Regions from separate parts of the Mus musculus genome. Here all the other regions are linked to region 3. The links are chromatin loops, found by intact Hi-C in ENCODE. Cell type or tissue: left cerebral cortex. All regions are shown on one strand. Links, peaks and the distances in the headings refer to the core of each region. The heading gives the core; the rest is flanking DNA. Region 1 overlaps Pacs1 (phosphofurin acidic cluster sorting protein 1). Region 2 overlaps Pacs1 (phosphofurin acidic cluster sorting protein 1). Region 3 overlaps Yif1a (Yip1 interacting factor homolog A (S. cerevisiae)).

Region 1 (5,565 bases), core at 381-5,380, 57 kb after region 3:
CAGGGCAGGGCAGGGCAGGGCAGGGCCGGGCAGGGCAGGGCTGGGCTGGGCTGGGCTGCGGTGTAGCTCAATGACCTTGGCATGTTAGGGGAAGTACTAATCTCTAACACTTTTGGTGCTGCCTCTGCTTGGCAGAGAAGGGAGACTGTCACAGCTTCAGACTTCCGCTTTGGCTGACTGCGGCTTGGGTGGGGGTCCTGAGGCAGGCTTTACAAGCACAGAGAACCAAATTATGTTGTGATTGTGTGTTTGAGTCTCAAGAGTTGAAAACTCAACAACTGCTACAATCTGTATCAGCAGAAATCCTTTCTTGTTGTAGTAGTAAAGTGAATCCTCTAAGAATTTGGAGCCTAAAAGTGGGAGATTAAGAAACCCCACAACTGGGCTGGAGAGATGGCTCAGTGGTTAAGAGCACCGACTGCTCTTCTGAAGGTCCTGAGTTCAAATCCCAGCAACCACATGGTGGCTCACAACCACCCATAGTGAGATCTGATGCCCTCTCCTGGTGCATCTGAAGACAGCTACAGTGTACTCACATAAAATAAAATAAAATAAATCTTTGCAAAAAAAAAAAAAAAAAAAAAAAGAGTAGTTTGTTTCCCCAGTGAGACTCCCTTGGAGGAAATTAAAAAGAAACCCCACAAGTCTTGAGAACTGGCTCCAGGGTTAAGAGCACTTGCTGTTCTTGAAGTTGTTCAGGGTCAGCTCCTGACACCACATGCTGGCTCACAGCTATGTGTAACTCCAGTTCTAGGAGACCCTACACCCTTTTCAGACTTCTGTGGGCACCAGGCACACATGTATACATATGTACAGACAAAACACTCATACACAAAGTAAAATTTAAAAAAAGAAAATACATTAGCAAGGTTGGTGACATAGCTCACTGGTAGATTCCTTAGTTCAGATAAAGCCTGGGTTCTATTCCCTGTGCCACAAAAAGAAAAAAAGTTAAAAAAAAAAAAAAGTAGGCCAGGCATGGTGGCACATGCCTTTAATCCCAGCACTCCAGGGTGCAAGGGCAGGTAGATCTCTCTAAGTTCTAGGCCAGCCTGGTCTACATTGTAAGTTCCAGAAGAATAGCCAGAGCTACATAGTCAGACCCGATCCTGAAACAAAACAAAGAACTAGTGCTTAGCCATGGGGGTGAGAGGCTCTCAAGGTGAGACAGGAAGTGCGCAACCACTAGATCCAACACTCACACCTTTGCCTAATCTACCTTAAGTTAAGAGCACAGCCTTGTTCTACCATCCCAAAGTGCCTCCATCCCAACGGATTCCACAGTTCTACACCCACACCCAGACATATGGGCTCTTCAAAATAGAAATCTCAGCAGGGAGACAACAAAGCGGATTTGAGGTCTGGCCAAGGGAACTAGCATTGAAGGACTTGCGCAGAAGACACTCATGGTCTGTCAGTTTTGGAACTCTAAAATGGGATGTGCTAAAGAACTGTACTTCAGTAGGCCTATCAATCAGCACACTCTGCCTAAGTCTGACCCACAGGATCTCACAGCGTTCCCACATGGCTTTTTAGAGAACACGTTTTCCATGTAGGCGTTGCAGATGAGGAAACAGCCTTGAGAAGAAGCAAGTCAGCGGGAAGATGGAGTTAAGATTCACTCTGGAAAACTCACCCCTTACAGTTGAAGGCTTTCTGTTTCCTTGTTTGAGCTAGGGCCTCAGTAAGTAGACCAGGCTGGCCCCCAACTTACAAAGATCCACCTCTGCTGGGATTAAAAGTGGCTTCCTTGTTTGTTTTTGCCAAATCAAGGGCTACATAGTCAACTTCTGCCAATGCAGAAACACCTTTCCCCCCATATTAAACAGCTCCTCTTACTCATTTAGTGGTCATGACCATTTACTGAACACTCACGTATGCCATACTCTATGCTTACTGCTTCATGACCACTGGCTTGGTTAACACCTTACGAATACTCTGTCACAGTAGCACGCTGCTCATCACTCACAGAGCACGGTGCAATCATCTTCCCTTCAGCAGGCTCTGGGGTTCTTCCCAGAGATGGTGCTCTGAGTGCTCTAGTGGTCAATTATTTATCCACAAGGACAGAGACTTTCTGTAGCCATCTGGCAGGTCTCTGTGAGGAAAAGCTGTTCTGAGCCATGCCCCAATATTAGCAGCACACTAAACACTGCCTCTTTGGCTCTCAACCACTATGAACCTGCTTGAAAGGTGCTGGGAAGGTGGATCTGCAAGCTGCAGGCTGACGCTTCTCCAAGGGCAATTTTTAGCATTGGCCACAGTTTTCCTTCTTTCACTTCCTTACTGTGGTACAGTTCTAGGTGGGCTTGGCAGCCAGCTGTTCTTTAATAAACAGATAAGCTGGGAGACAGCTCCATCTGGTGGCAGAAGGAAGAAAGGTCGCTGAGATGCCCCAGAAGAAGGTACACACACACACAGGACAGGAGCCTGGCCAGCCACAGACTGCTTTTGGACAGATGGAGTGCCTGGCACCGCCAGCTCATCTCCTCACAGTTAATAGCCACTGCAGAGTAAGATGTGTATTCCCCCTGTGAACACATTATTATGCCTCATTTGATGCCAGAATAGTAAGAACTGGAGATAATCAGTTTCTCTCATTAACAGAAAAATATGGCTCTAAATAGCACATCAGAGCTCGGTTCTAAAACTATATATGGTGACTGTCTGCCTTTAGTTGTGGGCAAAGGTATGAACAGCTTCTTTCTGCAAGGCTGAGGAGGGCTTGACAACGACAGGCTTCAGTCTCTGACCAGCTGCTAGGAGCCATAGCAGACAGCTCTCCTGCTCAGCAGGCAGAATGAAACCTACTCACTAAACAGTACATTCTTCCACCGTATTGCTCTCCCCTGTTTCCTGGACAGATCACTTTGTCCTTTTATACCTGATTCTTTTTGTAGCCTGAAGGCAGACTCTCTTCCCGATAGGCCAAATGGCATGCACTCTGCCCCATGCTCTCAGGGAGGGTTCCGAGGCAGGGCTCAGAGGAGGAAGACTGAAGATACTTTGTAGGCCCCCAAAGGAGTGACATTTAAGAGAAGCAGAGGGCCCAGAGTGAGAACCCAAATACGGCAGGTCCCTCTCCCAACCCTTTTCACCATCGTTCTGCTCACAGGACTGGTGGTGTCTTTCCCGAGGCTGCCCTTGCTGTTGAGACTGCCAATCTCCGTCTGTGAGCTGGACTGAGACATCCCCTCAAAGAAGGGCCTGCAGCAAAGAAGCACAGTGGCTGTCAGCGGTGACTGCAGCTCAGAGAGCAGCTCCCAAGGCTGAGTGAATCAGCACTCAAGGCTCAGCAGCAACTCAGGCTTCGCAGACACTGGTTGGGTAGCATGCTACGGAGTTGGTCAAGGGATCTGCAGAGATTCCTATCAGGACTCTTGCCATGGAGATGATGAAAAGCTACAGTCCTCTGAGTGAATGAGAGAGGAGGCAAGGGACACAATGATGGAGGGAAGGGGAGCTTGGGAGGTGGCCTGGGAGGAGCTCTGGGTCTCACTTGAGCTTGGGCTTTGGGGTGCTGAGGATGCTTTCTGTTTCCTCCATCTCAGGGCCACTGTCGCTGGGGTTGTACATCTCTAGACTGTCGTACAGTTCATCCAAGTCCTCCTCCACTTCCCGAATCTGCTCCCGGGACACGTGTTCTAGCCCAAAGCCCACCTGTAAGCAAAACAAACATCTATGAGTCTGGAGTTCTCCCTATTAACACTTGTGGTTAGATGAGCAAGTCCTGTCTCCCAGGTCATCTGTCAGTGGTGCCCTCAGTGTCCCCTAGAGGGACATGCAGCACTGTCCCTCTAGACCAACGGAGTGCGAGTACTCGAGTAACCTTTGTGACCTTATATGGTCAGCCTCTGAGAGCAGGGACATGCTGGGGCTACTTTCTCCCTCAGTTACGATCAGTATCCAAACCAGGGCCGGCACCAGGGGGAAGACACAGTGCTGGCGTGCCTCCCAGGGACTCATACAAGAAACCCCAATCTGGTAGCCTAGCCCATTTCCTGCTCTGTCCTTTAAATTCAGGTGTAAGCTACTTTTTGCAGCCCACAGTGAGACAAAAACCCTTTCTCAACATTTTCTATCTTTACTCACTTTTAGTTTACTTAGGAACCTGGGTGAATGAAGCCAGGACCTCCAGGGTCTAAGGATTTCTACCCAGAGGTGATCAATGAGGATATATCACACTTGGGATGTTGTTCACTGTAGCTGCCCTTGGGATATGAAGACAAATTAAACAATAGCCAAATCTTTCACTGCTACCCTTATCAGAGACTCGAGTATTATGGTTACATATGACTGTTCTAAGTGTTTCTAAATACCATGAGACCACACTCTTCATGTGAAGCCCTCATTTTCTCTTCAAGAAACGTAATGCTCTTCTCCATATGCCATCTCTCCTGGGGCTCTGCTATGCATGCAAGCGATAGGAATCATGATCCCATAACCCTGATTGCTAGTGGCCATATAGGGCCTAGGAGTGAAACTGGAAATAAGGCATCATACCTCGTCAGAAACTTTGAATCGTTTCAGGAGGGCCACAAACTTCTGTTTGATGTTAGGTTGCTGTGGGGACAAAAATATACAAATTGTTCTCAAGTAACATGTACTAGTCGTCAATCTGAGAGTGTCAGGAGCTTACCTCACACAGAGAGAGAAGACAGACAGTAGCTGCATTCACACTGCACACTCTCCAGAAAGACAGCCAATGCTAGTGTACTTCTCAGAGCCCTGGGCAGCTCGCTGGACATCTCATGTCTCCAAAGCCTCCAGCGTACCCCAGGACTTTCTAGAGGTGCACCTCCAACCCGTCTTTTGCTCTGTCTGGCAGAGCCAGGCACCAGCTGGTGAGTGTCCAGGACCTCCCTGTCCCCACATCTCAGAACAACATTTGTCCTCTTGCACAGCCAACCCACCTAATTACCAGCCACACCTGGAGTCTGTCAACCTCTGCCCCCTCAGCCTGCAATGAGCACTGCCAGCAGAGGCCACTTTTCCATGGTGTCCTCATTGTCCCTATGCAGAGCTCTGCTCTATGATACCCACTCACTGCTGTGTCAGTTATCTGTTGAGATGAGTCTTCATTTCCAGACACTAGAGTTCACTGGGCCCAGCCTAGGCTCCCTGATCCCTGTTTCTTATTCTACTTTAGGCACCAGGGTTAGTTTTCAGTCACACATATTTCTGGCCTGAAGAGCTAAACCTCATATGGGAATGGGAACAACACTACTTGCACTTAAGGATGAGAGCAGTGGGAAGAGCAAGTTCAACAAGGAAGAAACTCAAAGAACAAAGTGCTCGTGGTGGGGAGAGAAGACTGTACAGGAGCAGAAGGAGACCATTATCAAGTGTCCAGAAATACAACAAGAAAGCACCTGGAAAGAGCCTCTGAGAGATGGCTATTATCACTAACCTCTGGCTACACGTGGGGGACAATGCTACTGAAAAGGCCACAGGAGGGGATACTTAGGAAGCCTAGGAGGTACTTTTGGGAGAGAAAACAGGGCCTCCTCATGATTTAAGAGCAGAAAAGATAAAGGTTAGAAGAAAACAGGGAGGGTCCTACAG
Region 2 (5,565 bases), core at 215-5,214, 45 kb after region 3:
GGCATCCCTCTTATCACCTTCTCTCCTTCGCTCCCCAGGGTGGCCCAGCCAGTAGTCCACCTGGAGACCAATCACATCCCCATATGGGCTATTTGGGCTCCTGGAGAAGTGAAATAGAAACAAAATGTTGGCTTTGACTTCAGTGACTAACCACATAAGCCCAATGAGGGATGGGAGAGACTGCTTTTGGGAGCAGGAAATAAGAGAAAAAGGCTAGCCAGCTGGCTCTGCTTCCTCCAGTCACACAGAATCTGAGAACAAAGACAGAAGAAGATAAAAGCCCAAGTCACAGTGAGGAAATCAAAACTCATAAAACAAGGGAAGAAGAGAAAGCTTTGTGAAAGAGTGTGCACACATGCAAGCAAACAAGCCCAGGCCCAGAGCAGGCAGCTGTCTGGAGAGCAAAGCAGGGAGCAGGGGCTAAAACAGCACCATGGCTTCAAGGACGCCTTGGCAGCCAAAGGGATGCCACCCTGCACCTTTGCTTTTGTATGGCACTTTTAGCTCAGTGATAATTTTAGCTCCTGGGGAAAATGGAGTGTTTTCTTGAAAGGAGGCGTCAGACACAATAGGTGCCGGGCTATGAAAGTCATCCGACTTTTCCTTCTGCCTCATTTTGGTGGCTCCATTAAAAAACAAATTTAAATTGGATGAGAAAAGAGGTCAAGGTAGGGGTTGGTCCCAGTCCTCAAATCCAAGCTGGATAGAAGCCTTTCATGTAGTGGATGAAAAAATAGGAGAAAAGAGGCTTCCTACAAGCTTAAAAGTACTAGATTGCTGAGGCAGAGTGTGGCTGCATTCCTAAACTGTCTCTTCCATGACAGTAGAAGACCATGATAGGGAATATAAGGAGGAGAAGGGCTGAACACTAGCTCTAGGGCCCATGCCTTCCTCCAAAGTTACGATACTGTCATGGGCACTTCTGAAAAGCCACTGGCAACGGCCCCCTCTTGAGCTGTGACGTGAAGAGGGGGAGATGGTGACGACAGAAGAGTGAAGATGCTGTTCTCTGTGCCTGGCCACACCTAGCTTTTCTTGCCTGAAAGTCTTTGTCCTCTGCCCTCATGACACCTTCCCTAGCCCTCCCTCAGACATGGCAGAAAACCAGCTTGTTGGCTACCTCCCTGAACCTGAGATTGTAAAGAAAAATTCTCCCTTCCACCACTCCCAGCAATCTCAGTGACAAGGTCTTTGCCATCTCAGCACTGCAGGCCCAACCTGGACCTGAGCCATTGGCTGCTATAGCTCCAGGGGCTCCCATCAGGTAGGTACACAGAGGGTGCCACTCTGAAGCATGTCCCACACTGACACTGCTGCCACTCGGAACTGACAATATTCCTGTGAGGTGGTCATATCACCTGCACACACAGCAGAAACTGAAGCTCAGTAACCTGCCAAAGTCACCATAGTGCACACAGGATGGTGCCACTTGACCCAGGCGTCCCGAGGACAGTGACTCTCAGCCTTTCTAATCCTGCTACCCTTTCATACAGCTTTTTATGTTGTGGTGACCCCCAACCATAAAATTATTTTTGCTGCTACTTCATAAGTATAGTTCTGCTACTGTTAGGAATTGTAACATAAATATCTGTGGGGTTTTTTTTTTTTTTTTTGGTTTTGTTTGTTTTTTTTGAGACTGTTGTTTTTTTTTTTTTGTGGTGTAGCCCTGGCTATGGTGGAACTCTATAGACTAGGCTGGCATCAAACTTACAGATATCTGCCTGCCTCTTCCTCTCAAGACCTGGGATTAAAGGCATGCACCACCATTGCCTGGCTAATACCTATATGTTCTGATGGTCTTAGGCAACCCCTGTGAAAGGGGTCATGACTCACAAGTTGAGAACCACTGCCCTAGGAGACTCTATTAGAAGCTACCTGAACAATACTTTAACAGCCCGCTAGAGCCACTATATCAATACAGGCACAGCTGACCCTACAGTGATGAAGGCAAAGCAAGAAGAATCAAACTGCAGTAAACCTTCTTTCAATGTCTCCGCCGCCTTATGACCCGTCTCTGGATTCCACCTCAGCCAGTGCTCTCACCCAGCATGGCTATGCTGGGCCAGGGTGCCATGCCTGGGAAGGGAGTCAGCGTGGGAAGGAACCTTACCCCACGATGGCGAGGGCACTGCTCATGGATGGGGACGAGGGAGGGGTAGCTGTGGCATCTCGGCTCAGGCCTGAGCTTGAGGGTGGTGATGTGGAGGGCACAGTAAGGCTGACCACAGGTGAATCGTCCCCATCACCTGTCAAAGGGACAAACACAGTTGGCCAGAGGCAGTCACCCTTGACCTGCTGGTGGCAGGAGGTGTGCTTTCCTTTCAGTGGGCCCCAGGGTCTCCTCTGAGGAATGACCCAGACCTTCCCGCTCAACTGCCTCCGTGAGCACATGCAGCCAATTACAGCACAGAGTGCTGGGAAAGCATGGTCTCACTCAGAAGCAAAGGCACTCTAGTTTACCTGCAGTGGAGGGCGAGTCTTCAACAAGGCCCACTTTCACAACCTGTAGAGATGGGGCTTTTGTTAGGTCCTCTGTCAGGGTAGCAAGCCCCAATCCAACTATAACCAACATGTAGCCAGCAGTACAACCATAACTACATGGTGTTTTGTCAATGACTAAAAAATCTTTACACGTCTGAAACAGCCGACAACTTAAAAAGAAAGACTACTGTGTGGGTTTGGTGATATAAAGAGGTTCTGGTCTCCATCCTTGGAACCATAAAACTAAAGGAAAGAAGCCCAGTCCTGTGAGGTAGGCCCATGAGACGTGGTAGCCCTTCTCTGGGGACTATGGCAGAGCCAACTTTGAAGGCAGTGTCCTGATCTCATTTCTTCTAAAGCCATATTGGCTTTGGAATAAGTATATCTCAAGGGTGTCTAGGCTCTGTGTCAAGACAAGTGGACTGTTGAAGGTATAGCTACAACTTTTCCACATCCTACTTCCTAGAATCTGAAGTACCCTTGGAGAGTATGTCTCACGAATTCTGGAGAAGATGGAAGGTGCCCTCCAGTGGCCGGAAAAAAAAATACAGCCAGAAACACTTGGTTACTGTATTCTGTGTTCTAAATGACAGGTGTTCTGGCACCTGAGCCAGCCCATCCAGCAGAGCAGTTGTGCTGGAGGCTCAGGGCAGGGCTGGGCTGGGGTTGCTGCAGCAAATGCTATGTTCCCCTCTCAGGTGGTACCTGTGGGGTGGGTCCAGGTGACATCCTGGGCCTTCCTGGATACAGCTATCATCTCCCTAACTCCCCTGGCAGTTTGGCAAGCTGCTAGATCTTGTGGTTAATTTTTTCTTTTTAGATGCCGCAAGTAGAACCCAGGGTCTTATGTATGTGCTGTGTCACTGAGCTGTGGCCGCTGGAATAGTTTTTCTTTAATGTCACTCACTCTGAGAGCACAGAGAGTGTTCTCACATCCCTAGTTCCATGAAGGCAGCAGCTCTGCCGCCAGCCTGTGTGGGAGCTGGGACTCTGGACTGCCATGCAGCAATAGGAGCTTTCCAGAGGCTAAGCGGCAGTGCCTGACTAGGCAAGCGGCAGTGCCTGACTAGGCGGCTGGAGGAAGCCTGCCCATCTCCCCAGATGAGGTCACTCAGGACATCCTTCCAACGCAGGACCAGTTAAAACAGGTCTGCTTAGCTCTTCCCTGTAAAGATTCTGAGAGAGCTTCAAGATCACAGGAGACAAAAGTCAACTCTCTGAAAGGAAATCACAATGCCTTCTGAATGGAATTACCAGTTTTCAGCCCTCTGTAGAGTGCTCTGGCTTCTTGAATTCCAAGGCTCCTGAGATCATGTCATTGCTAAGGGAAGAATACCAAAATCCAATACACTTGACCCCAAAGGCATCCATGAGGATCTTGCTTTATTCTGAGATAAATTTACTCCAATTTCACTAATTCACTAATATATACATCTGCAACAGAGAGGCTCTTCCTCCAAGTCTACCCTGTGAGGTAGCTGGTTTTAGACTTGTGAGAATGGCAAGTTTCACTATTTCTGAGGCCACTTCCCCCTCCCTGAACCTGGACCAGCTACACTGTGGAATAAGCTTCAGCAGTCCAAGGCCCCAAGTTCAGGGCTTGGCACAATAAACAGGAGAACCCAGTAACTAATCTGGGGTAGCTCTTGATTTGGGAAAGGATGTCCCTCTGTAAGCCTAGCATTTAGGAAGCTGAGGCAGGAGGATCACAAGTTCAAGTTTAGCTACAGACATCCTACTGCCTCTGCCTCCAGAGTTCTGGGTTTAATGGTGTATGCCAGCACACATAGCATTTTCTTGTATAGAGGGGAAGTAAGGGGCCAGGATGCTGGGGTCAGAAGGGGGAAGCAAGTACATACGCCAATGAAGGGGATGAACTTCTGGTAGGAGTCCTCATCAGGGCTGTGGGAAACAGGAAAGATTTACAATCAGTGGGCTTGAGGAGTGCTGGAGAAATAAGCTTCCCACACTGTATCCTGCTCAGTGGGATCCAGAACACAAGGCTACCACTTTCTGTCACATTGCAGGGTGGCCACTCATTGAGGACAGAGTAGAGCACAGAACAGAGGCAGAGAGCATGCTGTGCAAACAGCTCTGCTCATACTTGCCATCTGATTTCAGTCACCAGTGAGGACAACAACTGATGCCTCTGCAGGAGAAGGTGCAGGCATGGAGGCATGCACATCCTTTAGGGCCTCTCCAACAGGAAATGGAATGGTGAAAAACAAAATGTGAAAAATCAAAGAACTCAAGGTTCCTCTAACCTACCCAATCTGTTTTTAGAAAACTCCTAATGTTAGACTTACAACTTATGCCTGCAGGTCAACATGGCTTCAGCCACAGGCAGCTGGTGTGTTGTGGTAGCTCCATTGACATACTGCATCACACGACCCACCACGTCCAGTGGCTCTGCAGAAAAGCCAGGAGGAATGTGTCTATTTTAGTAGCCCTATAGCTCCTCAGAGAGGTCCTCCTGAGTCCCAAGCCAAGACCCTCAGAGCTGAAGTGAAGAAAGGACTCTAAGATCCTGATGGCCATGGCTTAAAGGAATCATAAACCAAAGCACAGTCCTCTCTTTCCTGAGCTGGACTCTGATGCTAGCTAGCATCACCAGTGGGTGGAATGGCAATACCTGCTGGTACAGTGTCACTCACTCAACAAGAGCTTGATCAGTGGCACTCTCTATTGCCTATGTCGTCTCTATAAGCAGAGCTGGCCCACATACCAGCCACTTTGACCTTACTTTTAGCTGCAGAAACTATCCTGAAGAGAGAGAGGGCCACACAGGGTACACCTCCATTAATGACCATCACCTGGAAAGGGGATCTGCACAGTGGGCAATAGCTGGGGGCTACAGGAAAGGAGAAGGCTGCTCCTCATGCTCTTGAGCTGCACTGGGGACTAGAACCTCACTGCTCGGAGGTTCCTACTAGGGGTCCTTACCTGACACTGGAGGCTCTGAGCGACTGAATAGGTCTCTCCAGGCAGAATCAAGAAAGGTGCTGCTATATCTACTATCTACTGAGCCCAAGTATTTGGCCACTGGATGAGAACCTGGAACAGGGAAAACCAGAGAAAGTGAAG
Region 3 (5,556 bases), core at 1-5,000:
CCTGGCCTGGACATCATCTGCGCTTATGTACTTCATTGTGAGTGTGGGGCGGCCCCTCCCCCTCTCCTCTGGGACACATTCCCCTTCCTAGCCCACTCAGCTCTCCTCTCTTCCAGGTACGATCTTTGCGGACTGCAGCTTCAGGCCCTGACAGCATGGGGGGCCCAGCCCCTCGGCAGCGTCTCCAGCTCTACCTGACCCTGGGAGCAGCTGCCTTCCAGCCCCTCATCATATACTGGCTGACCTTCCACCTGGTCCGGTGATCCCTGGTCCTTAGGTGGCACTCATTTTTCCATACATTGAAGATTTGGTTTCCTTAACTTGGCTTGACCCTGGTTCCTGGGACCTGAGGGGAAGCCATAGGTATCTGCTTTGCCCAGGGGACTAGGCTTCAGGCTTCTAAGAGAAGGGTAAGCGGATTCTGGGAGAGCATCCTCGAGGCATCTTTTATACTGCTTTGAAAAACAGCTGGAAGGGTCGCATCGGACACAGCTGGAAAGGGAAGATGGAAGGGTGGCTACAAGGAGACTTCCAAGGCTTCAGATTCATCCGAGAGGGTTCCAGAAAAGCCCAGAGCAAGTAGGGCAAGGCTCACAGTGCTGGGGTTTAGCTCTGGGTTGTCACCTCTAGAATATTCCACCTAACCCTATGTGTTCAAGCCTTCCAGAAGCAGAATTGGGGCTTGTGTGTTTTCAGTAGTTTATTCATATTTTGTCACAAATGTCAGGGGATGGGGTGCTGGACTCCTCCAGGCAACATAGAAAATAGGTCCAAGGGACAGGGTAGGTTGGATTTGGGATAAGTAGAGACTGGGTTGGAGAGAGAGCCTGGGGAGGGGGGAGGGCAGACTAGGGATGGGGCTGCCCCCATGTTGAGCCTGCTCATTCCTGGTGTAGGTGCCCCCCCACCTGCACGGGGAGCTTCAGGGTGAGGGCCAAGGTGGGCTGCCCAGTATTTCCAGGATCAAGGTCTGCCTGTTGGCAGGGCCCAAATTCCCCTGGAGCGGACAAAACCGGAAGTCCTACCCCTTCCAGGACAACTGCCATGCCTAGCTGCAGGCTAGCAGAGAAGCCCCCACCCGTTTAGAGCTTTGCCTGGCCCTAGTCAGAAGGGGAGAGCTCTGAAGGCGGGGGTCCCCGCAGCAGCAGTTTGGGGGGTGGAGAGGCTGGAGGCACCAGTGCCTCCTCCCTCCCCAGGGCTGAGGCCTCTGTGGCCAGAGGGGCAGGGCTGGGGGTGCACAGGCGTCCGGTCCGTTCTGGGCTTGCTCCCTGGCCGGCTTCCCCCTTAGAAGCTCACCAACGTATAAACCATACTGTGGGGGAGATGAGGCTGTGAACGTGTGTACCTGAGAAAGCCTGCCACCCTTCAGTCATGCCCTGAGTTGTCTATCATCCTCAAAGGCAAAAAGAGGGACCCGGGAACTAAGGGCCCAAAGCTGGGGATGCCCCTTGCCTGGATCCCAACTGCTGTGTGGCCACAGCCTCACCTGTACAGGTAATAGAAGAAGGACAGCAGGTAGAAGGCGAGTTTGCACCAGGACTCCTTCTGGCAGTAGTTGAGGATGTCAGCATTCATGATAGAGACCGCATCATACATGACCTCAGAGCCATCCGCAGGACGGTGGAAGTACCTGGTGCGAGGGAGGCCTGAGTGCCCCCCTCTGGCCAACCAGATCTGACCCCCATCCTGCCCTGCCCCCATCTTTATGTCCCCGAGGTAACTGCTTGCCCTCACCTCCAGAGGTGGTAGAAGAGGAGGGGGATGTTGAGGCCCAGGGTCACCCACTCTGCTGCACACAGAAACATCAGACAGAAGAGGCCGTGGATGGAATATTCCGGGACCACCAGCTGGGGGGGGGTGTGAGGGTGAGAAGTCAGTGGTCTGGTGCCAGGATGGACCCAATGGCACAGAGGGGTAATGATGTTGGGAAGTGCCAACCCACCATGATCTCAGAACTAAAAGGCCTTTCTGGCTAGCCATTCCCACCCTCCTGGGTGGCAAAGTGGACCAAATAGCCTCAAAAGAAAGGCAAGACTTGCTGTGGCCTACAGAGAGCGAGAGAGCAAGCAGCACTAGCCAGGCGCTTCCTCACACTGACCTTCCTCAGGAGGCAGCAGATGCGTTCGATGTTTTTCAAACGCTCGCGCTGTAGGGAAGGAAAGAGCCTAGATAAGGGAAGCCAAGGAGTAGAAACCAGAGCGCCTCCCACGGCCCCGGGCGTGGTCACCAGAGGGCGCCAGAACTCTCTGCGGTGTATTCTCAGGCAAGCAGCCCGCCGTCCCCATGGTGACTGTCGCCATGGAGGGGCCTTCACCCGCATCTCCATGGCAACGGCCCAGAGCCTGGAAAAGGCATCCCCACCAGGAGGAACCGGAGCCCTGAGTCCGCTCCAGGTGTTTGCGGGGGTGGGGACGGAGGAAAGGACAGGGTCACCTCTTCAGCCCTCCACATTGCACCCCCATCTTCCCGATCTCCATTCCCACCCTCCACTATGACAAAAAGACAAACGGACGGACACACCTCAGCACAGCACATGTATCACTTACTGCCCGCGCTGGGTTCCCCTGGTCGATGGGGTTCTTGAAGTCAGTCCGCAGCTCATCAAAGGCTATGATCTGGGGGTAGGGGCGTGTGCCTGTCAGGGTTGGGGCAGGCCCACCACCCTTAACACCCCAGGCACCAGATGGCTCAGAGGAAAAGAACACAGGCTTCTTGGAGGGATCTGGATGGTAACACCTCCCTTCCTTCCAGACACACACACACACACACACACACACACACACACGCCACGCATGCCTGTCCTTCCTTGGAATAGGGACATATAAGTGGAGACCCTGTTGAGTGGAGCTTATTTCTTAGTGGAGAAGAATGGTAGCTCCAGGCTCACACAGCAGTCGACAATGCCTAGTTTCTACTGCACTCCCCGTACATTTCAAGACATGGCCTCTCCTCTCATGCTAGTACAGGAACCATAGAGGTTTGGTACACAGTTCTTGTCCAAGGAGAGCCCCAGGGCCTAGGAAGAGAACTCCTGATCAGAGTTAGGGGTAGCGCAGCACTCCATATGGGTTGGTGGGGTTCAAGCTGACTAAGCATTTGGTGAACAAATGGGAGAAATGCAGTCCAAGCAGTGGTGAGAACAGATACAAAGGCACAGAAGGTTGAAAGAACATTCAGAAAGTAGCAGGTTCACGGGGTTGGGTGGTGTGCGAATAGGAAGAAAGGGAACGGAGCAAGGTGGGTGGTAGGGTCAACAGAGCTAGTTCCAGGATGGCCGGCCAGCCGGCCAACAAAGACTAGATTTTAACATAGGAGTAGGGGGAGTCCTAGTGGTTTGTAAAGCCAGGAAATGGGGACAACAGTTTAGGAATGCTGGGGATACAAGCTGGCTAACAGTCACAGCCAAGATAAACACGCAGCAGGCTTCATTAGCTTGAACCCTGTAACAACCTAATGACTTAGGTGCTAGTATTGCTTTCATTTTTGACTTACAGATGAGAAAACAGGTTAGGTATCTTGTCCAGGGCCACAAGGGCTACTAGGTAGTAAAGTTATAACCCAGTTAAAAGTACTACCCACTTTGTCATACAAGGGCAGATCAGTGAAGGGCAGGCTGGCCTGCTTTGTGTCCAGGGAGGGGTTCATTGCATGGTGGTCTTAAGTGAGAAGGATGGTAGTCATGGAAATGGCTACCCATTGCTCTCTAGTAGCCAGTTTCAAAGGGCCTGTGTGATAGGGGGAGTGACAGTAGAAGGCCCCAAGATACCTTCTATTATGGTGTGTCTGTGTCTGGGGGATGGTGGTGTATTCAGAAATTCCTGAGGGAGCAGATATTTGAGATGAAGCTGTGGACCTGGAAGGAACTGCAGGTAACCTGGGGGAGGCAGGCTGGCAGAGAAGCCTGACTGAGGGGGAAGGGGAGTCCCTTTCCTTCCCCTGTAGCTCCAGGATGAGGCAGCAGGCCCACCACCCCCAAACATCCTAGACCCCATACGGTTTAGAGGAAAAGAACATGGGCTTCCTGGAGGGAGCTGGGGCCATCTGGAGCCCCTCCCCCAATTCCTCATTGACTCTGGGCTGCTGCCTGCCTGAGAGATACAGCAACAGGGTCCAGCAGGGGCGGAAGGGTACCGTCTGTCTGCCCCCGAACTGGCACCACCAGTAGGCAGAGGGTGTCGAGCCTCCCACCCCCCCCAGGCTGCCTGGCGCTGACTCAGCATCGTCTCCCCCCACCCCCAACCCCGGAACAAACAATTCTCCACTGTGACAGCTGACACACGTCATTCACCAGGGTTGCCTAGTGACTAGTGGGTCCTGGGGTTTTACTTCTGAACAGCTTTGACCTGAGGACCACGCTCTCTCTCCTGGACTTTGCATGTGCAAGCCCTGGTTTTACTGATAAGCCTGATAAGAGGACCAAGCTAAATGGGTGAAAAGCTCAGTGCCTCACAGTGGAAGGGGTCCCAGAAAGGTCTGTCGAGAGAACAGAGATGCTGCTCCCAACCTCAGGAGACTTCATCTCGGCCTGGACACTTTGCAAGGTCCAGGTCTTATGCAGCCTGACTCCCCCGCAGCTGCTATGCAACTGTCCTAGGCAGGCTCTGAGCTCCTAAGAAGGGCCCCACCAGGGAAAGTGGAGTTGTGAGTGGGAAGGGGCTCCTTGAATTTCAGGAGCTAGTTAGCTATCCTGCCTGGGTCCCCCCATTTTTTCTAATTCTTAGGACCCAAGTTGTTCTTCCCCCACAGAACTGTCCAAGGCCCTGGGGCCTGGGACAGGAAGCGCATAATGGATTCGAAGTGATGGAGGAAGAGAGAAACGGAGCAGAGGACAAGAAACCCAACTGGGAGACCTAGATCAAGACTGGAGCAAAGTGAGGGGTTGGGCTGGAGATGGTGTGTGTCTGGAGATGCCTGTGGGGGCTCAGGATCTAGTACCTGTCAAAGAGGAAGGAGGGGAGGACAAAGGAAGAGACAGGGTGCTTTCTGGGAGGCAGCAAGTCCCAGAAAGACACAAGAAATGGAGAGCAAGAAAGGTAAAGCAAGAGGGGACGGAGGCACGCTGGATGCAGTCAGATAAGAGAACACTTAAAAGAGGATTAGACCAGGAGATGTGCATGCTAGTAGCTACAACAGAGAGACAGGCCTGTATGGGACCCGTTTGAGTGCATTGGAGGAGGGGCAGCTGGAAGGAGCCGGCAGAGACCTCAACAGTAAGCCAGAGGCTCACAGTTCTAGAGAGGAGAAAGAACCAGGTAGAGGAGGCCCTTGGGAAAGCCCAGGAGAGAACTAGGTACAAGAACCCTCTCCAATGGGAAACCATTTGAGATGAGACAAGAGACATTCTGAAGAGTGAGGTGTGAGGCTAGGCCAGGGTGAGGGCAGACCAGGAGTGAGGGACATGAAAGACAAAAGGCACGTATGTGAAGGAATCAGAAGGAAGCTGGAGAGTCAGAGTGAGACCAGGTGGGAGCTAGGTTTCTTGAGCTGCTTCGAACCTATCCCACTTGGGTCAGAGGGGTCCAGGAGGGGACAGGGTTAATGGGTTCTAAGATATGC

Evidence for each region. A loop is a pair of places that touch in the nucleus more often than their neighbours do. Peaks named below come from ENCODE experiments on the same cell type or tissue, not always from the same donor. Only the 100,000 strongest peaks of a DNase experiment are listed, where the experiment ranks them.
Region 1: a loop joins it to region 3, with 8 times the contacts of the local background. A loop is called at or near these places in 18 of 42 quality-filtered maps.
Region 2: a loop joins it to region 3, with 2.7 times the contacts of the local background. A loop is called at or near these places in 27 of 42 quality-filtered maps.

The regions. Positions count from the first base shown.
Region 1 is chr19:5,149,161-5,154,725 of GRCm38, forward strand. It overlaps Pacs1 (phosphofurin acidic cluster sorting protein 1), which reads right to left. Exons shown (of 24, transcript NM_153129.3): 8 at 4,504-4,563; 9 at 3,500-3,660; 10 at 3,114-3,207. Among named protein-coding and RNA genes, the nearest start is that of Gm30840, 27 kb to the left of the region's middle. In left cerebral cortex, for the core only: CTCF peaks have their summits at 499 (motif pointing left) and 2,367 (motif pointing left); DNase peaks (open chromatin) are centred at 1,404, 1,999, 2,358, 2,735 and 1 more place; H3K27ac peaks cover 2,740 bases.
Region 2 is chr19:5,136,820-5,142,384 of GRCm38, forward strand. Pacs1 (phosphofurin acidic cluster sorting protein 1) reads right to left here. Exons shown (of 24, transcript NM_153129.3): 17 at 5,425-5,535; 18 at 4,788-4,890; 19 at 4,341-4,383; 20 at 2,461-2,503; 21 at 2,111-2,246; 22 at 1-100. Among named protein-coding and RNA genes, the nearest start is that of Gm30840, 15 kb to the left of the region's middle. In left cerebral cortex, for the core only: a CTCF peak has its summit at 3,009 (motif pointing left); DNase peaks (open chromatin) are centred at 293, 3,016 and 3,454; H3K27ac peaks cover 1,623 bases.
Region 3 is chr19:5,092,186-5,097,741 of GRCm38, forward strand. Yif1a (Yip1 interacting factor homolog A (S. cerevisiae)) reads left to right here. Exons shown (of 8, transcript NM_026553.4): 7 at 1-37; 8 at 117-694. The coding sequence ends at 263. It overlaps Cnih2 (cornichon family AMPA receptor auxiliary protein 2), which reads right to left. Exons shown (of 6, transcript NM_009920.4): 2 at 2,547-2,615; 3 at 2,099-2,146; 4 at 1,735-1,847; 5 at 1,487-1,630; 6 at 683-1,312. The coding sequence ends at 1,285. Among named protein-coding and RNA genes, the nearest start is that of Cnih2, 3.6 kb to the right of the region's middle. In left cerebral cortex, for the core only: a CTCF peak has its summit at 2,230 (motif pointing right); DNase peaks (open chromatin) are centred at 59, 1,313, 1,844, 2,262 and 3 more places; H3K4me3 peaks cover 2,718 bases; H3K27ac peaks cover 3,557 bases.